Regions from separate parts of the Mus musculus genome. Here all the other regions are linked to region 1. A link is a loop called in an ENCODE intact Hi-C map of the cell type or tissue named here. Cell type or tissue: heart. All regions are shown on one strand.

The links. Peaks named below come from ENCODE experiments on the same cell type or tissue, not always from the same donor. Only the 100,000 strongest peaks of a DNase experiment are listed, where the experiment ranks them.
Region 2: it touches region 1 in a loop (5-fold over the local background); 16 of 42 quality-filtered maps call a loop at or near these places.
Region 3: a loop joins it to region 1, with 4 times the contacts of the local background. A loop is called at or near these places in 11 of 42 quality-filtered maps.

What each region holds. Positions count from the first base shown.
Region 1 is chr17:14,202,811-14,210,810 of GRCm38, reverse strand. Dact2 (dishevelled-binding antagonist of beta-catenin 2) reads left to right here and starts at 6,980. Exons shown (of 4, transcript NM_172826.3): 1 at 6,980-7,297. The coding sequence starts at 7,082. Gm34510 (a long non-coding RNA gene) reads right to left here and starts at 7,104. Exons shown (of 3, transcript XR_001782252.2): 1 at 7,011-7,104. In heart, CTCF peaks have their summits at 4,502 (motif pointing right) and 6,497; DNase peaks (open chromatin) are centred at 4,500, 7,010 and 7,590; H3K4me3 peaks cover 1,644 bases; H3K27ac peaks cover 1,171 bases; H3K27me3 peaks cover 6,265 bases.
Region 2 is chr17:13,846,896-13,854,895 of GRCm38, reverse strand. Afdn (afadin, adherens junction formation factor) reads right to left here. Exons shown (of 33, transcript NM_010806.1): 16 at 5,643-5,788; 17 at 5,234-5,328; 18 at 3,851-4,116; 19 at 2,437-2,580. Among named protein-coding and RNA genes, the nearest start is that of Tcte2, 89 kb to the right of the region's middle. In heart, a CTCF peak has its summit at 4,557 (motif pointing left); no DNase peak of the experiment used is centred here.
Region 3 is chr17:13,827,584-13,835,583 of GRCm38, reverse strand. It overlaps Afdn (afadin, adherens junction formation factor), which reads right to left. Exons shown (of 33, transcript NM_010806.1): 10 at 6,561-6,655; 11 at 5,452-5,714; 12 at 3,147-3,216; 13 at 228-346. Among named protein-coding and RNA genes, the nearest start is that of Tcte2, 70 kb to the right of the region's middle. In heart, a CTCF peak has its summit at 4,724 (motif pointing right); no DNase peak of the experiment used is centred here.

The DNA.
Region 1 (8,000 bases):
CAAGGACCCAGCAGAGCTGGGTTGCCAGACTACATAGGGCACAAGCCAGCTGAGTAGGCCTAAGAAGAAAGACTGAAAGAACTAGACCTCAAGGCAGTGTCCAGGGAAGACCCACTCCACACTGGAGACAGCATCAGGAAGACCATATGCCCAGGTGGACCCAGAAAGCCTTGTTTTCTCTATGGGAATGCCAAGGTACCAGGGTTCCTCCAGACACATCCCATTTCTCTGTGGGAAATGGAACTAACTAGGTTCCATGACTCTATGAGCACCAGAGATTTCTCCCTTCCCACAGAGAGAAGACTTCTAAATGTCTGCTTTTCTCTATGCAGTGTGACACCACTGCCTGGAACGGCTAAATCAGATGTTCCACACTGGCCTGGCCATGGTCTGAGACACCTCCTGAAATCAGATTGCCCACTGTACATTGGAAACACTAACGGGAGCCCTGACATCATTGTAAGACGTAAACAAAAGAGCATGGGGCTTGGGAGCCACAATTAGGTAGTAGAGAGGAGAGGCAATAGGAAGGAAGCCACATGATGTTTAATTTGCCTTAGTGCCTTGCTTCTTGGGATTATATAATTAGATTTTAATATTTACATTTAGTTGAGCTCATGAAGTTATTTTGTAAATGGTGTATGAGCTGCATAGTTTTGTGGTTTGGTTTGGTTTTTTATTTTTTTTGTCAACTTGATACAGGATCTCCATTGAGAAAAATGCCTCCATGAGATTAGCCTGTAGGCAGTCTGATTCTTGATTTATATGGGAAGGTCCAGTTCAGTATGTGTGGTGCCACAGATGGTCTTGGGTTGTATAAGAAAGCAGGCTGAGCAAGTCACGAGGAGCAAGCCAGTCAGAAGCATTCCCTCCATGGCCTTTGCTTCCATCCTGCCCCAGCTTTCTGTCTTGAGGTCCCTCTCACATGCACAGAACGTGAGTCCCTCTACTCCGTAAGCGGAAATAAAGTCTTCCCTCACCAAGTTGCTTTTTGGTTTGCTTGTTTTGGTCATGGTGTCTTATCACAGCCTTAGAAAGCTAACTAGAACAATGTGGTTGCTTTTAGTAACAATATTCATGGTGACATTGGGTGGCAGTGCCTGGATCTAAGGATGCCTAGTGAAGGTGTTGGCAAGAGTAATAAGAGAGCCATTTCCATGCCCATACTCAGACCAGCATGTGCCTTGTGTTCAGGAGACACGATATAGCAGGGGTAGAGATGTCATCAGAAGGCAGAACCAAGGGCCTAGCCGAGTCTTAGCCCAGGGAGGTGCCACTAGTAGCAATCAGTGGCACTGGGTTGGGAACTGTAGCTGATGCTCAGATGAGGTATCCAGGGCAATGTATGTCTCCTAGGTTACTCCAAATCCCATCAAATTGACCATGGAAACCAACCATCATAGCAGCGTGCGTAGGGTGTTTTGCTCGTGTCCTTAAGAAGGAAGGCACCTCTAGCCTTCATGGGCCAGGCTTAAGCCTGGCACTTGCCTTCCTGATCAGCCTCTTCAAATTCCCACTTAAAGACACTGTCACTTCAATAATTTCATCTCTTCTCAGTCATTTTGGGGTACATATGCTATATCCTGCATTGCATTAAGCAGGGCCCAGTTTCTTCCGTTTCATATAATTCAGTATAGAGCTCATGAACACCAATAGTAAATACCCCAGGTAAATTTCCAATAAATAACCATGGCAGTAGGTCACCTGTCACAAAAAAATCACGCTTAAAGATAGGAACACGCACACACACACACACACACACACGAGGTGAAATGCAGTTTTATCTGTAATATAATTATTTTCTTACATAAGCCCACAGATTTTAACTGTGTCCTTAAACACTGAAAAAAAAAGATTAAGTATTACTTAACTGTAGGATAACATAGTCTGCTTCTCAATACAGGAAAATACATGCATATGTATATACAGGCACATGTAGCTCATGTAAACAGATGCACTGGCCATATGCACTGGCCATATGTGCACACATACATTATATGCACAGCACACACATTCACAAGCACACATGCACGGTATACTACACATGTTTCACATATATATTTATATATGCATACACAGGACACACATACATGCACACTCACGTATATACCACATGCATACACACATACTATCACATGCATACAGTCACCACAGATCATAGATTCGTATGTCAAGCATATACACATTATGTGCATATGCACAGCCATGCGCATATATATATGTATATATGCATATATACATATATATATATATATATATATATAGTGTGTGTGTGTGTGTGTGTGTGAGTGAGTGCACATATACATAGTCACCTGTATGTACCATATGTTCACAGAGACATGTGTATACATATACCTATACACCCATCACATCCGTGTTTACATGGTGCATTTCCCACACTGTTGGGGCTACCCTGCTCCAATGGAACAATGATTCTAGCCCCAAGCTCAGCATAGGCCACCATCTCCCAAGGTTTTGATAGTCAAGTCTCTCCCCTCAGCATGTTCATCAAGAAAGGAGCCGGCATTGGAATACCATCGAGTTGTAATGTCAGATGCTGAACGCCTAGAAAGAAAAGCAACCCAGGCAAGTCTTCGTGCCTGTCATAAAGAGTCTGGCTCACTGACAGGGCTTTAATGTGGCAGAAGCTCCAGATAAGGCTTTATGTGTGTAATAAATTAGAACCAGACACTGCTCTGGCTCTTCCATGGGGCCTTAACATTGTAGAAGCTTAACGTGTCTTTTAAAATCAAGTCAGAACACCAGAGTCTGAGGTGTGGCTGCATTTATGAGGGCCACAGAAGCTGTAGGCAAAGCACACTGGGAATTTCAGCCATGCAGTCAACTTTCTTACTTGTTCCCAGGAACCTCAAGGTGGGAGCAGTATTCACACCTGGTTGACTCCTTCCATGGGGGCAGTTTCTTTATAGTTTACTCTCAAGGAGGGCCAGTCCTGATACTGCCCTCTGGAAGCAGGAGAGTGCAGCTGACAACATATCATCCTGCTGCCATTCGTAATAGAAAACCAACATACATACCCCTGGAAACCATGAAGAACCACTAGGAAACATGGTCACAAGTAACAGGGTACGGTGTCCTGGTGGCTGCAGAGCCTGTAACCAACCAGTGTGTTCACCCGGCATCTCCCTTATCACATTCATAGGTTTTCAAGCACAGATCATTGTGATGGCACAGCTGTGAGGTTCCTCCACCCTGGCCATGAGTTCTGCTTGAATTGCTCCCAGGAGCATCTTGAAGATAGAGTGCTGTTCCTTTCTTTATAAGAGTAGCTGAGATCACCTGTCAAGTGAGCTGCCTCTAATGAAGTCATCTCCTCACCCCGCAGGGGTGCCTCCTACTGCTGTTGGCAGCAGAACCTCTTACAAGAGAACTCTGCAGGAGGGAAAGGAGGTGCTACCCCTGAGCTGGGGATGGGGGCGGGTAGTGGATCCTCTGGAGTGAGGTTTCACAGATCATTTCACAGATAAGGGGAGTTTGTGCTGATTGACGGGGCATCTGAAGGGGCATCTGAACGGATTCTCCTTGCATAACCATGGTTGCCTTCAGCAATCCCACAATTACTGATTTAATATGGCTGAGTTACACCATGTGTAATCTTTATAGCTTTGCTGTGGGAAGAAGAAAGGAAATAGCAGGCCATCTGTCAGTTGGATGATGGGTTGCAGTAAGCACTTGGAAAGCTGGCGTACTTACTTAAAGGGAAAGTTAGCCAGCACTGCAACTGCATAGCCCAAAAGCCTACTGTATGCACAGAGCTCTACAAATGTATATTATGAATAATAATAATAAAGACAGAGGATAGACTGATGGTACTGTGAGAGACTTCAGAAAGCATTCACAAGAAAAGCCTCAGCTCCTGGGGACTAGAAAGAAGACAACAGCCATCTCTACACATCTATTGTATCTTCCATAGTATGTGGACAATAAAATCACTTCTATGGTACTTTATGCAATCTAAGAGATTATTTAAGAAGATTATTTAAAATACAATTTAAAAAAATCTGTTCAGGCCAATGAAAAACAAGTCACTGTGTGTTTTAGTAAATATTACTGAGAGCCAGGCACAGAGTCTAAGTCTCTAAAATATCTCATTAAAGGGAACGCCTCTCTCCAGTTCCAACCTCCTCACAGGCCAGTGTGTGGGACAAACAGTGAGCTATAATGGAAATAAAAAGCAGGCTGTAAGATGTTGAGAAAGGTGCTGCAAGAAGCAAAGGCGGGAGAGGTGAGAGGGACCCAGTGCCTAGATCTTCTTTTAGGAAAAGAAGACAGCCCTTGGGAAGGGGGGAGGCCAGAAGACAAGCCCAATGGAAGGATGCCAAGAGAGACAAGAAAGGCAAGAGCCTGGAAGGTGAACTGCAAGAAGGTCCCACAGGCACACAGGGCCACCTCATGTGAGGTTGGAAGCCAAAAAAGGGTTTTGAGAACAGAGACAGCAAGGTCCTTAAGCTGTAAGGACGGCTGGGTGCACTGTTAGGAGCCGACCACATGGGGGCAGCAGGCAGCAAGGAGGCCTGCAGATTAGGTCCAAGAGGGATCCTGGAAACTGTACAGGGCATCACAGCTCAGTCCATGCTATGCCTATTCAAGTACTGTAGTTAATACTCAGAAACAATTAATTAAGCCCTGTCCTATAAACAGAGGTTAGAGTTGAGAAACCACCCTACAGAGCAGTGTCTGGCTAAGGATCCCGCTCACTGTACACTGTACACTGTACCTGCACACTTAGTCAAGTTGAGCGCAGTGTGTCCAAATCTTCAGCCCCAGTCATCACAAGTGTGGGTGTCTCAGTCACTTCTTCAGAACAAAACTCTGGACAGACTCATTTTAGGCCTTTTGGAGACACTTGCCCAGTTGACTTCCAGGACCCCTCCCCCACAACCCCCATTACCCACCTGTAAGTTATGAGAACACGGGTTTCCTCACACTTGCCAGCTGTGGGCATCATTACCCCCTCCCATGTCTGCTCATCTGATTAAAAGGAAGTTTTACTTGTTTTATAAAGGGTATGCTGTGAGGGCAGGGCATAGTTACAGGCATTAGCACACAAGAATAATCTTATGCCCCAGCAGTGAACACCTAAAAATGAAACTGGAAAACGGTTTACAACACTATAAAAATTAAAAAAAAAAAAACCTCAAAAACAAATTGGACACGGGAACAAGGCTTACTGATAATCTGAGGCATGGTTGAATAAACTGAAAGTGGACCTGATTGTGTGGCAAGGGGCCCATGTCTGTGCACCAAGAACACTCAACTTAATGTAATATTTCCTATTGACTGACAGGTTCCGGGCATCCCCCAACAAGACCCATGCTGTCTTCTTTGCAGACACTGGCCACGTGACCCATAAATTCTGTGGAAATAGGGAGGGCACAGAGCAGGAGGCAGTAGTGAGAAGATACAGGGCTGGAGAGCTTATGTGTCCAGACTTCAGAACCCAGTGAAAAGGTGAGTCATTGACACAGCCTGGAACAAGCATAAATATGACAGAAAACAGAAATTCCTTCTCCATATCAGCTGACCCTCCATTGATCTACACCTCTCACTGTTTCCTGTTGGGCAGTGGGCTACACTGTCTGCAGAAAAATGAAAGAGACTCAGGAGGATCAAGGACAGAGCTCAGCCTGAGAGGATGAAGGACTTCAGAGTATCAGCTTTAAACTACAAAAGCTTAGAAGTCTGTAGCTTCGAATCAGGCAGCGACTTCTCAGTCGTCACACAGAAAGCAGTAAAAAGCGGGGAAAACTGGTGCAAGGAGGTAAAGATAAAGAGTAAAAACTTTAACCAAGCTCAGTGCTGCGAAGCTGTGATCTAGGTACACACAGAAGGCTGGAGTTCCTTGGAGACCAGCCTGGTCTACGGAGTAGTTCTGTTGTAGTAAGACCCGGTCTTAGAACCAAACAAAACAAAAATAGGGAAGTAAAATGAATAGAAACCTGTAGACTGGAGAAAACATTGTGAGAATCCTGTATCTAAGAAAGAAATTGCAAATAAGGAAAGAGTTTAAAGGAGACTCTGGTCTTCGTTACTAAGGAGATAGCCAACTTAAAGCAAGTAGCGAACCTGAATGACCGATTCTACAGGGAAAAGATACTTAACTTCCTCCTGCCCGAGGAATCACTGCAAGCTACACTCCACAGGCCTGGGTGCTCTGGATGGAGGCACCTTCCCACCCCTGCTTGGGAGGAAATGGTAAGAACACGGGAAAGTGGTCTCTTCAGTAACCACCCGCGATTCAACAATTCCTGCCTTCGGTAGACACTCAAGGAAGAGAAAAGCATTTTCATCCTGCCTGTGTGCAGAAGTGGATGACAGCTTCTTCCTAACTTATCACTGGAGGAACATGAAGACTATAGATACTCTACTCGGCCAGTAAAGTGCTGCAAAATGGGCGCGCCCGGAAGTCTAACAGCAAAAGACCCGGATAACAGGATTCCACTCAAGACAGTGTCCACAGGAGGCCGCTGGGGGGCTCTGAGCATGGAGTGAGTAAAGGAGGTGGGGGCGACTGAGAGTGTGCGGCTTGCTTCTGGGATCCAGACAGTGTTGCTGAAGTGACCACCATGGTGAGAGCTGCACACCTCAGGAACTTTCTAGAAGCTTCCTTAAAGGTGCGTAGCATGTGTGTGAAGCTGGACTCGGTACTGAGAAGCGAGCGCAGGTTTTCCATGTACATTGGCGAACCTGGTATAGGATTTTCCATTTTAATCAGCTTACAAATAGGAACGTGCGTCTTGCAATGTAAATTTTTTTCTTTTGTAATTTTTTTAAATTTAAAAACCTAAACAAAACCTTTGCCTATGCTTAAGCTCCTCTCTGTCCCTCTGCGGAGGGGCTTTTGGCCTTCCCCGATGAGCTCATAGGTCCCAGGGGCGCAGGGGTTGGGCGAGGGCGCGGCCGGTCGACGGGGCGGGCAGGGGGCGGCCGCTGTGACCTCGGGCGTCGCAAACACCGCCCTCCGCGGCCAGCGATAGGTCCCAACCCACCTAAGCGACCTGCAGCCGGGGGCGGGGAGACGCGACGGGGACGCGCGGCGCGGCGGTTGAGCGTCCGGGAGATGTGGGCACCGAGCGGCCAGGGGCCCGCGGGTTGGGACCGCCGCAGGGTGGGCGCGCGACTACGAGCCGCACTGGCCGGGCTGCAGGAGCTTCAGGGGCTGCGAGCCACGCAGCAAGCACGCGTGCGGGGAGCTCTGGGCCTGCACCCTGCGCCAGGGCCCCGCGGCCAGGAGCTGCGTCTGGAGGCGGCGCTGACCGCGCTACGGGAGCAGCTGGTAAGGAGCAAGTTGGGCGCGAGCGGCCGAAGGGACCTGCTGGGGCGCGATCGGGGCGCAGTTGCGTGGAATGTGCGAGCGGAAAGAGCAGATGCGCGGCTGCGTGGGGAGCGCGCCGCGGGGTGCGAGCTGGAGAGCCGCGCGCGGGACCCGGGGTTGACTGCGCACCGCCTCTGCGGCGGACACAACCTTGGTGCGGCGGCGCGCAAGTCTGGCTAGACACAGGCTGTTGTGGTGGGGAGCGTGGGCTCCATTCCGCCTGGCAGGAGTCTGCGCACATACTGACCTCATCCCGGGAGCAGGTCATCCGGCTACACTGCGTGGCTACACTGCGTGAACTTGAGCCACAGGGCACTGTACTGGGTTTGCTTGGGTCATTGAGGAGTCTTGCCCGCTGAGGATCGTCTCCAAGATTGCACGTCACCTGATCCCATTAAAAAAAAAAAAAAAATAAGACGAGTGTCCTCCGGTATGCGGAACGTGGGAGAGGGGATTAGTGGCGCTTTCTCATCTACCCGCGCCCATCGAGTCCCCCTCTGTAGACCACTTGGGGCCCCTCGGGAGTAGAATTGCTACCCATTTCTAGAAACAGCTCAAGGTTCCTTCCCCTCAGTACTGCAGTATTTTTAAAAGAACAAAATAGTGCGCACTCGAAAGAGTGTGATAGCGTTGCGTCCACAACTCTTTAAGTGGGATTTTTTTT
Region 2 (8,000 bases), 360 kb after region 1:
CTAGCTTGGAAGCCAATCAGTAGAAGAACTGCTGAGTGGGGGGCAGGCGGGGGGGGGGGTCTGTGGATGATTTACATTACAAGATATATTACTAACACATATCTGGGAGTGCAGGGAGTGGCGAGAAAGAAAGCTCTCCATTCTGAGGCTCATTAACATGAAGATCCCAGCGCACTTCCCCACAACTTCTATATGAGGAGCAGAGCTGCCCCTGGAGACAGTCCTGGGCTCTACCACCATTTTCCTTTCCCACAAAAGGAGCAAAAGTCTAGGTTTATTTATAATGTCAAAGGGAGTTTCATCTACTGTTAAAATTAAACGCTAGAAGCGACTGTCAATACTTTGCATATGGTTTCTTCTGCAGCAAGTGCATCATAACCCTCACTCACGGTATCACGGCAACCATGATTCCTTGCCATCACTGTAACATGACTTTCTGGTGCAGTATACTGCTGCGGGGGTGATATCCAGTGTTTGGCTATTCTGTACCTGCCTTTTATTGAAACTCAGTATGAGCTTCATTTGTCCACCAACTAGCATAATCTTCTCCATACAGCTGGCTCGGGTGTTAGATGTTATGTAAGACCCCTGAAACTGGGGAGACCTCAGCTCAAGTCCCGGGATGAGCTGGCCGACACCCCAATAACTCAAGAGAAAACCACACCTGATGCAAACTGCAAGAGACTTTATTGTCAGCTAGCTGAGGAAAAACTCCTTTCACAGCCAGCACAGAGCGGTATCACTAGGGTGCTTTTAACAGCTAGCTGAGGAATTGGGAGGAGTTGGGAGGAGCCGAGGGAAGTTGAGAGGAGTTTGGCTACAGCTCTCCTCTGGTGGGTGTCCTTGGTAAAATTACAAGGCATGAGGAGTGGCGAGTGAGCTGTAGCTCTTCTCTGTGGAATCTATCTCCGTGTCCTTGGCACAGGAAGCCAAGCAAGCTCCTGGCTAGGTCTCCCCACAATCATCGCATCTCTGGCTGTAAGGCACAGAAACAAAAAGGCTTTTTGCTGGCTATAGAGAACAAAGAACTTCTTTCTGGCTGTATTTTTAGAGATCAGGGAAAACAAGCTTGGGGGAAACGCTTTAAGTCGGGGTCTCACAGTTACTGCGTGGAACTGTCCCATCCTCCTAAAGGTGTCCTATGCTTAGAGGCTTTGAGGCAATGATTAGATCTAAAGGGTACTTGTCTTCATCAATGGATAAACAGTTGGGGAATTCATACTTGAATAGGTTATTGTGAAGTAGCAGAACTAGGGAAAATTGGATCTAATTAGAAACAGGTCACAGGGGGAATCTATCTTTAAAGATTTTTATTTTGCCATGGCCCCTTCCTGTCTTTGAATAATTTTTCCCCTGAGTAGTCCATATATACTACCTCTGTATAGAGAGGTAAGAACAGGTAAAAGAAATGATCCCAGCCAAGTCTGGCATGATAAACAATTAAGAGGGATTAGAGGAACATGGGCAACTTACAGGCAGCTGTCCCAGCAAAGGAGAGCTTCCCAACCCCCATGCTATCTAATTATACATTATTCATGAAAAGAAGTCCTTTGAGTCCTCCCCCTATCCCACGACAGAATGGTAGTGAGCTCAACCTGTGTCCTGAAATTTTAGTATGAGTTGTCAGTTGCTCTAATTTTAAGATAGCAACACACGTCATGAGCAAAGAGGATAACTGCTGCAATTTCTGTTCCCTGGCTGCAGGAAGGAAACAGTTCTCCTCCATAGCATCTTCTTTGCAATGGAGTTCTCTGCCTTATTACAACCCACAATCATGAAACCAGTTGATCATGGGCTGAAACTCAGAAACCCTGAGTCCAAATCTTTCCTCTTTCAAACTGTCTCTCAGGTATTGACTTAAGATGGTAGCATCTGTAACACAGCTCTCTCTCTCTGTCTCTCTGTGTGTATACATGCACACACATGCACACACATACACGCGCACACACACAAATGGGTTTCTCACCTTGAAGTCTCCTTATAGAAGGAGATCAGAATTCCCACAATTCCAGACTTTCTTCTGGATGAGATTTTGGTTGTTACCAATCAGACACTGATTTAAATCAAGAAAGCTGCTATCTAGTGAAGACTTATGCATGCTGTTCCTGATGGCAGGAGTGTAAGCGACATATAAAAAGTATCCTTGTACCTCCTGCAGCAGCTCTGGCTCTCTGGTACTCAGGCATGGTGGTATGAACTTCAACTCAAAACCCATTACTCTAGTTCTTCCAAGGACTTGCCAAGAAACAATGCCCTGAATCAAATCATTTCTTACTTAAAATGTGTCTATAGTCTCTAGTCTTTGCACTGACCTCAAGAGACAGTTTCAGGTGAGCCAATGCTGACACACCAGTGAGCATGCTTTCCTCTCCCCCCCATCCCCAGTCTCCTGTGCAGACACGCCCACACTCTGTGGGACAGTAAATACTCACGTACCGTAGGAATAAAAGGCTCATCGGGTGCACAGTGGTAATTTTGTAACAAGGCTTGAAGCTGCAGAGAATTTAACTTAAAGCATGTGCTGTTTATATTTGGAATGTCATCAGGTACATACTTATCCATCGTAAGCAATGTTGTAGCCTATTTAAGAGAACAAATATCATGCAGTAAGATAAAGTATTTTTTCTTTGAAAGACATTCTTTGTAAAGCCGAGAGTGTAAAGCTTATAAAAGACCTCACACTCAGTATCATGTGTGAAGCTGGAGGTTCAAATCTCCAGCACCACACAACAAAAATATCCATTTATAACCACCGTAAAGGCAGTATCTTGTTAATTTGATTTTGAAATGCAAGATGCTTTTAAAGAGGCATTAACATTGAGCTACATATAGTAAATGATAAGCATACTTTTGTATACACTCTTGGGTTTTACTTTAGTTGTTATGTTTTTAATATAATTTTACTCAACTATCAATGTTTATAAAGTCTTTTAAGCAGTCTCCTTTAAAGTTTGAACATTTACATAGCAAGCCGGATGATTAGTTAATAGGAATCTGATAGTTTTGCAAATATGAATCTTGATAAAAGCTGAGAACTCATCAGCTTCTTGGGTTACTAAATATCTTTAGAGGAAATGAAAGGCATAAAAACAAAAGTTAATAAATACATTTAAGTAAATGTTTTAAGTTTTGAGGCTGCATATAACTCATGTCCTTCATTATAAACACCAGTTCCTAGACTTTGGTATCTGAGAGCTGTTAAAATAGTAGGTTATGATTAACATCTAAAGAGTTAACTGCTGCCCCATTTTAAAATCATCATTTATCCTTCAGTAAAACCTATTTTGCTGGTCTCATAAAAAAGACCATGTCAGTGATATCTCTGTCCTACTGTTTACACACCTTGTTACAGAAGGAACCATGTCCTTAAGGTTCTGATGCTGGAGGCTGGAGTACTATTGAGGAAGGGCCTTGTGCATACAATTGGTTAAAAGGAGGCCAGTTTTACTGATGCCCCTGTACAAACCAGGGACTTGGACAGACATGTACCCAAGAATACCACATGAAGTCTGTGGCAAAGACTGGCCAAAGAATGCCTAAGTTGGGTATAAACTACCAAGGGCTGGAAGAACCAACTTATATTCAAGTCCCTCAGAGGCCAGCACCTTGATTTCAACCTCTGGTTTCCAGGAGAGAGAGACAATAAACCTCGGCTGAGACATTTAGTTTTAGCTGGCTTGTTACAGCAGCCCAGAGGCTACAACCACAGTAGCTGCTTGACTGAATGCATATGGGAAAAACACTGAGGCTCTATCACCCCAAGTTGTCACTCATCATGTCAATCTAAAGTTCATGTACTGGCAGGGAAGAGGGAGAAGCAAGGAGAATGGAGTACAGCCACTGTCCACACCTGTACAATTCTGCTCAAGTGACAGTCAGCTGCCAGCTCTAGCCCCTGCTTCTCTGCCCACGCTTCAATATGCCCCAGCTGCTGGCGGATAATGGCACCCCAGTAGTGGGAGCACAGGCCTGAATCTGGGTCAGTCACCAGTCTGTTGAACAGCCACATATTGATGAAGTGGAAAAGCTGAGAGAAGAGCTGGATGGTCAAGGCAGCATTGACTCTGCAGCGCCGCAGCAAGGACATGGCTCCTGTGAGTGTGTGCAGCACATCATCTGTTCAGGATATGGGACAAATCGTCAGGGGCCACAGGGTCACAGCAGAACCTCTGAGTCATACCAACTTCAGACAAAGGTAGTTATAACAATTAACAAATGTGTCAAACCAGTTACAAATACCAAATTCAAACAGAAAGCAGGGGTGTGGTCTTAAACACATAGTTTCTAACCACTATTCAAATAAATTTACCTAAAAGTTTTTTAAAGAAGCAAAGCAAAAGTGAAAATGACTCCTAAGTCTGACAGCCAGTTCTTCGGAAGTCATCTCAAAGCTACAATAAGGCAGTCATTTAAGAAACAAGCCTGGGGCTGGAAGGACAGTTTCACAGCTAAGAGCACTTGTTGCAGTGCAGCAGCACTGTTCTTCCACAAGACCAAAGTTTGTTTCCCAGCTGCTTAAACTCCAAATCTATGGACTCTGATGCCCTCTTCTGACCTTTTTGGGTACCCACAGCATATTTTCACACAAACACGTAACACAAATAAAAGTAAATCTTAAAAGAAGAAAGACCTTCCTTACAATATACTGCATACAAAGATAAACTTAGGGCTGGAGAGGTGGCTTGGAAGCTGCTGCACTTGCAGGTCCAGGTTCAGTTCCTAGCACCTGACATGGCATAAGGGCCATCTATGTATAATTCTAGTTCCAGGAAATGCCACAACCTTTCCTTGCCTCTGTTGGATACTAGACACACACGTACAAGTAGTCAAAGCTCATATACATTAAAAAAAAAAAAAAAAAAAAAAAAAAAAAAACAGGCCCTTAGGAGAGTGGCGCAGCAGAAGCTTGCTAGGCCTATAACCCAGACAGAGGCCAGTAGCACCAGAAGACTAGTAAAACTAGGAACTAGAGAGAGAGCTCAGTGATTAAAAACACTGGCTGGTCTTTCAGAGGGCCCAAGTTCAACTCCCAGCACCCACATAGTGGTTCACAACAGTCTTTAATTTAATTCTAGTTCTAGGCAATCTGACACCTTCTTCTGGCCTCTGTGGCTCAGATATGGTATACAGACATAAATGCAGTCAGAACATACAAACATTTAATATATTAAAAAAAAAAAGACTTAAAAATAAACCCAAGTTCAATGTTAGGGGAGGCACATAAGACTCTTACCTATTTTTGGTCTTTGCAGACTGTTCTCCTCAGGATCATCCAGAAAGGCTGGCATGTAGTTATTAAGTTCTGACTGAAGGCAATGAACCAAGTACCTGAAAATACACAAACAATTTTAATCACCTGAGCAGGTTGCACAGAGGCAGTGTTAGATTTTTACCATTTGAGACAATCTGTATTCTTTAAGAATATTTTTCATTAAAAATAACAAAAATTGTACTCTGGAACACTCACAACACTGCAGTTGTTCCAGAGCACACTGCTCTTAAGTTAACACAATCTCCTGTGTTTTGTGGCAATCAAGCATCTTCACTTAGGGTAAGTAAAATCTTTAACACTGGCTTTGAAAACACAACATGAAGCTTGTAAGCATGAAAACTTATTATTCTTTCCAGAATGTGCTTCTTACTTAAATGCCATCTGAACCAAGTGTGCTAGGACATCCTGGGCATCCAGCGTGATCCGACTAAGGTCTCGGTCCTGCTTGATGAAGTTGAGAAGCTCAGATGCATTTGCCATCCAAAAAGCAAGTGCTCCTGCAATGTTCTTCTGTTTCTGTGGACAGAAAACATTCCCATAAACAAAGCAAGGCATCAGAAAAATTACAAATAAACAGGAATGTTCCTGAGAAGCTGAAGATAGACCAGTACCTTCCCATCTCCACCAGGTAGTTACCACAGATACCAGATACTTGCAAAGAAATTTAGATACATGCCGAGCAATGGGAAGCAAATAACCAATGCAGCGTCTGAGGATTCATATACACAGTCATACTGGTCTAATTAAATGGAATTTGCAGAGTCAGTAAAGAACGGATATACTGTGTATTACAAAACCAAATTGTAGATTATGCATTATCTGGTAATCTGCGTAGCACACACACAGGTATCCATGGTTACCCACAGCCACCCTGATACTTGTAGTCACTGGCTTGGACACCATGCAACTCAGTATCAAGTACTGATCTATCACATCCTCTCCCGACCACATTTGCAGGCCAGGCAGCCTTAGATGAGATCCAAAGAATAGGAACCAAGGATAAAAATAGAGAAGAAACAGAACTTTTGTCATTTCATATCCACACTGAAGTGCATTAAGCAGAAATTATGAAATGCTGATATAAGTTGCGCAGTCAAAAAGGATTTTAGTGTTGCATGTTTCAGTTGCTGAATGAGGGTTATGAACTGCTCAGTCCAGTTTTTGTAGGCTCATATTTGTAATGGAAGCAGCATGAGAAACTCAGCTAAGCCAACACAGCTAGGATCAGTTCCCAGCAGTATGTCCTACCTGATCAACCTGGTCTACTTCCTGGAGAAAAACAGACGAGGGGAAATCAAGCAGAACGAGAGAAAGAAACTTGTAAACAATCATGATAATTTAAAAAAAATCAAAACACTAACATGAAGGTACGACATGAGCACGACACTTAGTTATTCCCAAAGCATCTGACACAGAGGGCTAGGTTCGTGGTCTTAACATCAGCACAACCTCTTTACTGTTTATAAAGACAATGTCATAATAAAACACACATGACCATGCTCCTCTCTCTAAGAGAGAACGCGAAGGAAGGACCTGCAAACACTTTAAAATGATTCTGTGAGCTTACTACATGAAGGTGAAAGGGTCCATTCCCATGAATTAACTATGAAGATGAAAATGGAAACACTGAGAAAAACAGTCCAAATAAAAGCTGGCAATTTCTAAAGTGCATAAAGAATTCATCTATACCTGTACTAAAGGGAATGCTGGTTTGGGCAGTAGACTCTAAATTATCTACTATGGTAATTTTTTTCCCATCACCAATGAGTGATCCAATGATACACTGAATCTACTCTTAAGTTTAAAAGCCTTTTCCAGCTAGTAGTCAAAGTTCCCACTAGCAGACACTGAGGATAAATTCTCAAAGGTAGTTTGGTGATAAAATTATCACAGTCTGAATGACACAGGCTTCAAGTTCACACATGGCAAGAGACAGACAATAACTTTGGATGACAACTAAGAAGGACACTTACATTTATTTATATATAAAATGATGATACCAGAAATAACAAAGTATCCAGATAAAATGGTCTTTCTTTTTATCTATTCTTTAGCTTAAATAAGACCATCAGAATCCTACTGTGCTAGTCACTCAAATGTGAAAGAAAAATTTGTGGAAAACTTTTGGCTTTTAAAAATAACTCAGAAAGTATTAAGAGACCATCTCAGTTACCCTCAAATTATACTGCCAAAAAAATTTTTTTAAGTCACCAAACCATTTAACTAAAGTAACATTGCACTTTTAGTTTCTTAGCTGAGTTAAGGAAACTTTTTAAAGTCTTTATAACCTTTACAATTAAATCCTCAAATTACCTGCAAATATGGAAAACAGCTGCACCAAGTTTATAAACTGTAGACTGAGGAGTTAGTTAAGGGAGCCAAACCACCACCCAAGAATTCTTACCAGGGTGAGAGAATTCCACCTTAATGAGAAGTTTACCCTCCAGCCCACTAACTCTACAGACACACTGTCAAGAATACATATGTGCAAATGCACCCAACACCACAGGCTCATTACAAAAAAGCAAGTGCCTCACACTAAAAAACTAAGAAAGTGGACCCCAGGGCCTGTGGAAAGAGAGAATGACTATCCTTGCTACACTGGAGAAACACTCTTAGGGTAGAGCTGCACACACCAGAATGCAGATGACAGTATACTGTGTGAATTTCATTTCAATAATTTAAAGAAAATTCAGAAAATAACCTGACCACCCTCTAAGCACTCTCT
Region 3 (8,000 bases), 380 kb after region 1:
AACATAAAAGAGCAAGTGTGACCCAACATGCCCGTGTGTCAGCACGCCTAGGCAGGGGCAAGTAAGGAATGCACCTACCCAACAGTCATTCCTCACCAGTCATCAGCAACACAAAAATCGTCATTAAACCCCAGGAGAGGTGGCAGCTAAATCTGTCAACTCAACAATTGTTACAGAAAGCCTCCTCGAGGACGGCTCTCTTCTCTCTGTTAGTCAACGTGAGTTACCTGTTTTCTCGTCGTCGATATTCCTGCTCCTGGTCCAGTCGGATCATCGGCTTCACCATCCCTCGCTCAGCTGTGCTAGAGGCAGAGGACACCCTGTCACTGTCCAGTCTAGTAGTGCTCTGTGACAAGGGAAGCCAGAGTGTGTTAGAACACCTCACAGCCCAGCCATCGGCTTTCCACTTAGCACTGCAGGCAGCAATCTGATGTGCAGTTGCTACTCAGGTACGGTAAGGACACAGACCGGAGAGTAATTCAGAAACACTCAGGACAAGCTGCCCAAGGTTCTGCCCAGAAGCTCACAGCACTGAACACAACAGCATGAAAAACAAACTGTTGATTTTCAAAGGGCAAGGAATAAACTTTATCAACAAAATATAAAGACAAAATGATTTTGAAAGACTAGTCATTTTACTTCCAAAGTTATAGTCACATAATAAAACTAAGCAATGGATTGCACAATTTTTAGGTTTTAAAACTTTTTAAAAATAAGCTTATAAATGGTGAGCAATGGCAATGGAAAATTAAATTATAACATGTTTATGTAAATTAGGGCATGTTTATGTGCTTATCCACTGAAGAATTGTTCTTAAGTGACTTAAGAAAAAAAAAAAAAACTACTCATAACACAACAGTATAATGTACATAGACAAACAAAAGCCTAGTAGCGTTGAAACATGTGACTGCACACAAAGGCACAGACGCACACCTCCCTATGACACAAGCACTCTGGAAAGGGTCCAATAGTGTTGAAAAGGCTAATCTATATACTACGGATAACAGATTTTCATTCTCCCTCTATTTACCAAGTCTTCTGTGTTGAGTATACATTGTGATGAGAAAAGCTCTGCTTGACCTCTCAAGTCATACACTCATTTGTATGTGCCAAGATTCTGTTGCAGCGTGGCACTACTCAAAGCAAGAGAGGGATGAGAGTAATTAAAGAAGCAGGGTTCCCATGTCCAGAGCTCACAAACTACATCATCAAGTAGCAAGCAAAGATAGCAGCAGTTTTAATTAATAGTTATATAGAAGTCTTACATGGAGTATTATGACCAGATGATGCTCAAAGAACAACCCCCTGCCCCCTGTCAGGAGGATGGGCTAAGACAAGAAGGGGCCAATCATATGAAAACAAAGAATGAGATCAAGTACAAGGTAAAAAGAGCTTCAGAGAGACAAGTGGGACACTCAGGAAGAGTATAGAGGAGGAGGGCAGATACTAATTACAACACTCCTGGAGGGATGGAGGCCACATCCCAAGAGCTGTCTGTGAGCTGGGAAGATACAAGCAGCTATGACAGCAGAGCGCCAACAGAACCAAAAGCATGTCTCTACAATTCAAGAGCAATGGCAACCAACATGGACTGACCAGGAGCACCCAAGAGGAACTGTTGCTCACAAAACTGCTAATGAGCAAGGCAGAGACATACAGACGCTTTACAGTCAAAGAAATAGGACATGACAATCCTCATGCAAGAGTTGTGCAAAGATAATAAATCTAAGTCAGCTTCAGTGGAGCAAAGCCATGGTTGGTGATATAATTTACTAAAGTAAAGACAATGAGAAAAAATTAAGTTTAAGAACAAAAACAAAAGCCAAGCTTCATTTGCTATGTTAAATTTGAAGTTCCCATCAGACAGTCTATCATAAAAATGACACAGCAAGTTAGTCAAGCCTCTGAGGATGTTTGGAGAGACCAGGGTCAAAGGCATACATTAGGGATCATAGACAACAATAAATGGTATAGTCTTAGTCAACATGGCAAGGTCTCCCAGGGACCATGCATAAATACAGAAGACAGAGCCCTAGAGCTGACAGCTTAGCTCTCCAATTTTCAGAAATTAAGTATATCTGAGAATGAAGTAGCAAAAATTCATCTAGAAAGAGCCAAGAAGCCACGACTCGAAGATAAAAGACAGAATTTACCCTGGAAATAGAAAGGTATATCTCAAATAGTGGTTATTTTTGTACTTTTATAACAAGAACACAGAAAACAAAGGAGACCAGCCTAGAACAAATGAACAGCCACCTCAGGCCATGTCTTCAAGAAATTATGCTGAGAATTGGAGTAGCATAATGGGGTCAGCAACTGGAAGAATACAATAAGCTGAATCAGGAGATCCTGTGTCTTTTTGACACTGGTGAGACCAATATTCCAGACTCAGTTGCATTATGGTATCAAAAAAAAAAAATCAACAAAACAAGAACACAGTTCAAGGAGACCTCTTCCCTCTAAATCTGGCTCTGATTTGCTTTCAATAAAAGGCAGAGAAAACAGCGCTACACCAGCCCTGAGCCTAACCCATGAAAACAGCTGTGAATTCAAGGTCCTACAGAGAGGCAGGGTGGGTAGTCCCACAGTGTGACCTCTGATTCACCTGCTAGCTCACTGCACTCACAAGAGGAACCAGGAACATGACTAGTAAACCAACTGCCCTAGGAAACTCAAGCCAACTTGTCAGTAAATGAAGGGATTGCTGTTTAAGCTCAACAAGTTTTGCAGTGAGTGTAATCCAGGAATAGATCACCAAAATGAAGAGAGAAATGACTTGTCTATACAAGAGCAAAGAATGACTGTCGGAGGTGAGTACCCAGCTGAGATCTAGGACTTGTACCCAGTGAATAAAGTAGCAAAAGTCCATTATCCTCAGCATGATGGCCACAGCGGTTAGTTACACACAGAGCACAGGCAAAGCACATACTCCAAATGAAAGAGAAAGTACTAGATTCTGACCTCAGGACAAAAGGAACAGCTAGCTACCTTTCATTTAAGCATCACTGTGTGAACAGATAGAAAAGAGTGGGTTGCAGCAGAGAGAGGCCACTGTGAAGTTGTCTTTACAAAGGAGTGTCTGTTCTTGGGTGTCCTAGAACATCGAATCCAAGGGATGGTCAGGTCATGAGTCTGTAAATACCTACCCTGCTTGCCGGCAATGCTGTCCCACTGTGGACATCTCCTCCCAATTCAAAGGTTGTCTCCTGAACAGCTCTATGGAGATGAAAAATAAACATAAAAATTAAACTTCAACTGACAAGGTAGTACTCTTAATACAGCAAGAACAGATGAGTATTTCAATATTCAAATATCATTAATAAATTCATTTACTTTGGCACACAGACTTTAAAAAGTGACAATAAATATGTGAACTTTTCTTAATTAGGAAGCATATCAAAAAAACTCTCATGGTCCTATTTTTAAAACCAGATGTTAACAACAAAAACAAAATATTGAGACTAAAGAGCTGGCTCTAAGGTTAAGAGCATCTGCTGAGTTTGGGTCCCAGAACCCACGTGGTAGATCACAACCATCTATATCTCCAGCTTCAGGGGATCTAATACAGTCTTCTGACTTCTGTGGGCATCAAGCACACACATGCTATACATGAGCGCAGGCAAAACACTTACTCAAAATAATAATAAAATAATAATAATAAAAAAATCACATTTTCAACATGGACAAAGGTGAGATAAGCAAAACGATATTCTTTGGAACAAACACAGTAAATACAACACCCTGGTCCCAACCTAAGGGGAGAAGGAGCCTAAGGTGCCTATAAGCCATCAAAAGCAAAGATATGGCTATTTCTGGATTGTTCTAACATCTAAGAACTACATGGTTTAATTTCAAAACTTCATCTAGAGACTGAAACAAGGAAATAATGTAGAAATTCAAGCCATTTTTATTAGAAATTCCTCTACAATCGTCTAAGAAAATAAAATCTGTTGTGATGTAAAACAGTTACCATGCTCTGAATAATAGCTTCTTACTAAGAAGTTCAAATGCTTTTACTAAAGGCTAATCATTCACTTTCTGCATGTAACTGTCTGTAAGACATCAGTTTGGGGTTTTGAGGGCTGTGTGATAATACACTGATTCATGAATTATTTACCTATCTAGTCATTATCCATCGAGCACCTATGTGTTATTATTGTGTTCTGAATCCTAAGAAAGGTGTGATTTGTATAGCCAAAGGTCATAACATGATGGCATCTAAGTCAGTATAAAGTCACTCTGGACTTGGGCTAGATTCCTGCCTACATGTGGTACACACACCCAAGTACATACATTACAAAAAAAGTAATAATAAACAAACAAACAAACAAACAACTTGAGGTGAGAAGCTATTCCAAAGTGTCCTATCTGTGAAGGTGGCCAGTGGTCTCTGTAGTAGATGGACCTCTGTGAATCTGAGGCCAGCCTGGACTACATGGTTGAGTTTCAGGCCAGGGCCATGCAGAGACTACCAATACAGGTATATAGGTTGGTCTATTTGTATACTCTTTGGCAGAAAGTTTCACTTCTGTGGACTCAGAAGTTTGTTTTAAATACCATGAAGAGCCATGGCACCTATTTTTCCAAAAGATACTTTATTAACATATAAAATAGATAGCAAAATAGCTAAACAGTGTATGTTTTCAAAATTATCACTAAAGGAAAAGTCACTCTTCTCCAGAAGAATGCTCATTAGTAGACCACACTGCAAGACCTCAGGAAAACACTAGGTGGAGCTAAAATGCTCTGAATTCCTAAACAGATTCCCCCTTGCATTACCATGGTTCTCAGGGAGAAGAATATGAAGGAGGAAAATACATCAAGGAAAGATTTTGAAATACTATTAGTTACATAGGGTGATGGTTCACACAAAAAGAGATCAACTTAAAAACCAATTTCAAGATAAAATCAGAATCTACGTGTTTGCTCCAAAACCAATCCAAATTTGTGATATAAACTCCCATTTCATAAAATGCACTGATCTTCAAAAAAAATTATTTTAAATAGGTGAGTGATTAGCCTGCATGTATATATGTGCAACATGTGTGTGTATAATGCCCACATCAGGACCCCTAGGGCTGGCACTACAGACAGTTATGAGCTGCCTGATTTAGGTGCTGGGAACCAAACTGGGATCATCTGTAAGATCAGCAACTGTTTTTAAGCACTAAGCCTTATCTCCAGACCCTTCTTCACCTTGATCTTTTAAAACTGAAAATTTAAGGATGGGGAAAATGGCAGGCTGACAGCCTGAGTTTGATCCACAGGACCCACAAGTAGGAGAACCTACTCCTGTGAGGTATCCTCTCAACTCCAAAAGGAACAGACGCAGACACACATACAGAAAATTTAAACTAATGTAATAAACTCTAAGTAAAGATATTTCCATCTAATTGAAATTACTTTACAGCCAAACACTCTAAAATCCTTAAGCTGATCTATCACATTCACCCAGGTTTATGTCTTGGGCCCTTGACCATCAGGCCTCCATCCACAGATCTCTTGGAAAGAACGTGGTCCTGGATGGGGTCCACAAACTTAAACACATGCGAGGTGCCAAACTGCAGTCTCATGCCACTCTGCAGCATTGTGGTCTCTGAGATGCGCTGACCATCCACGTAGGTCTCTGCATCCATACTTCTGGGTGTCACAGTGACCACTCCATCCATGTTGGTGAGATCACAGTGATGGGGCTGAATTCCGGGGCCAAACAGCTAAGAAGAGAAGGAAAAGAGTTCCATCATGAAGCACTCAATGTGTAGAGTTCTGTTATGACGAATGCAGTCTAAGAAGCCCTCGGTTCTCTGGTTTCTTAAGTGGATTTCTCTCTAATAGTGTAAAACCATGTCAGGACAGCTGAACACTGTTAACATCTAAAAACCTGTTGTAAGGCAGGAACATTGTAACTCTGTTTTACTAATCATATGATGGCCTGGGGAAGTAGTTCAATAGTTATGATCCTTAACGATTTGTATGAGGTCCTGAGTTCCAACCCTAGAATACACACACACACACACACACACACACACACACACACACACACACACACACAGAGGGAGGGTGAGGGGAAGGGGGAGGGGGAGGGAGAGGGGGAAAAAAGGGAGAGGGAGAGGGGGAGAAGGGGAAGAGGGGGAGAGGGGAGGGGGGAGGAGGAGAGGAAGAGGGGGAGAGGGAGGGGGAGGGGGAGAGGAAGAGGGGGGAGGGGGAGGGGGAAAGGGGGGAGGGGGAGAGGTAGCAACATTTCCACTGTATCTCCACTATCCTGAAACAGACCTATAAGTTGCTATCAGCACCTTCACTTTCTAGTCAGAAGTAAAAACTCAGAGAAGAATGTCACAACCAGTCATGTTTCCGTGTATCCCTTCTGGATACAGACAAGTCACGTTCTCTCCAAACTAAATCAGAGAAGTGAGTCAGAGAGGATGAGCGGCATATTCAAATACAAAGGCTGCCTGTCACCTTCATCCATTCCCTTGCAGCTGGTTCCTTGATGAGTGCTTACTAATTACTGATAGGAGGAACAACCTTAAAACGCTTAGACAGCAGGCATGATCAAGTACCTGGATAGAATTGTCATCAAATTTCTCTGTCCCAACTTCAGTCACACTTAATTGAAGGCGGTATAACTTTGGCTTGTCTCTGGAGTCAGAGCCATCTGTGAGAGGGAAGAGAAGACACAGAGCTCCGTTTGTCAAGTCTGATGTTCTTATGCTTGAAACAAACAAGTTTCTCTTACTAAGGCTAGCACGGTTTAACTTCTCAGGATTTCTTTCCAGAGTTGATGTTGCAGTGAAACTTAACCAGATACAGAAGCCAAGCAGCTCCTGCTGGAATAGAATGTACAGTGTCACTGATTCCAATACTTTCTTTTTTTGTTGTTTGGTTTTTTGAGACAGGGTTTCTCTGTGTGGCCCTGGCTGTCCTGGAACTCACTTTGTAGACCAGGCTGGCCTTGAACTCAGAAATCCACCTGCCTCTGCTGGGATTAAAGGCGTGTACCACCACGCCCAGCTACCAACACGTTCTAATTACAAGTTTTCCTACATGCTCTCCTAACGTCCCCTTACTGACTCTGAGGATGGAACTGCACTGAGAACACAGAGTAAGGCCACATAAGCCATTAATTACTTCAATGCTGTGCCTTTGTTGGACAGAAGTACCACGCACCCTTACAGTGCACAGCACAATATAGCTGGTGGGGCATAACAAGGCTTTTAACTGTGCAACCCAGATCTCCTGAACCACAGACCTAGGAGTAAGTCTCATGTGATTCCAATGTCTACCACTGATAATAAATGCTGATGAAATGTTTAACCCCCTTGAGAAGAACGGAGTCGAAGACAGAAAAGAGATTTTGCTTTTTTTTTTAATTGGTTCTTTTAGAATTTCATACATGTTTTGATGATGTGAACACCATACCCCAACTCCTCCAGATCTACCTTGCTTTTGTATCCATCCAATCTTGTGTCCTTTAAAGAATATGTGTATTGACATTGCTGTAAACCTGACTCTCTATGATGGGGAAGGAGCTGGAGGAAAGGAGGCAGAAGACCCCTGTTTTCAGAGTTAATATATAACCTCACAGAACACATGTACCTCACAGAACACAGCAGTTAGTATACACCAGGCTTCCACCACAGCCCAACATTGAGTTGCAAAGATTTCCTTTAAAAAGTCTCCCCAGTCTGTTTCAAGATTGCCCAAGTAACATTCAGTCACTTATTCAAATCTTCAGTCATTGGAATCAAATGTTGGCTATGAGAGGTTCAGAAGTTTAGAAGGTTTGGTGTATACACAAAGACTGTTAAAAGTCTCTCAGCGGCAATGTAGTCTGAATTCTTAAAAACAAAAGACACCATGAATATCTAGTTATCTAGATCTAGCTTTAGTTTAGAGTACACGAAATATCATTCTACTGACAGCATTTTCTATTTCTGAATTATCAAAATCTTTAACAACTGGGTGAAGGTAAGAGGAGACCAGGGTATGTCAGAGACATA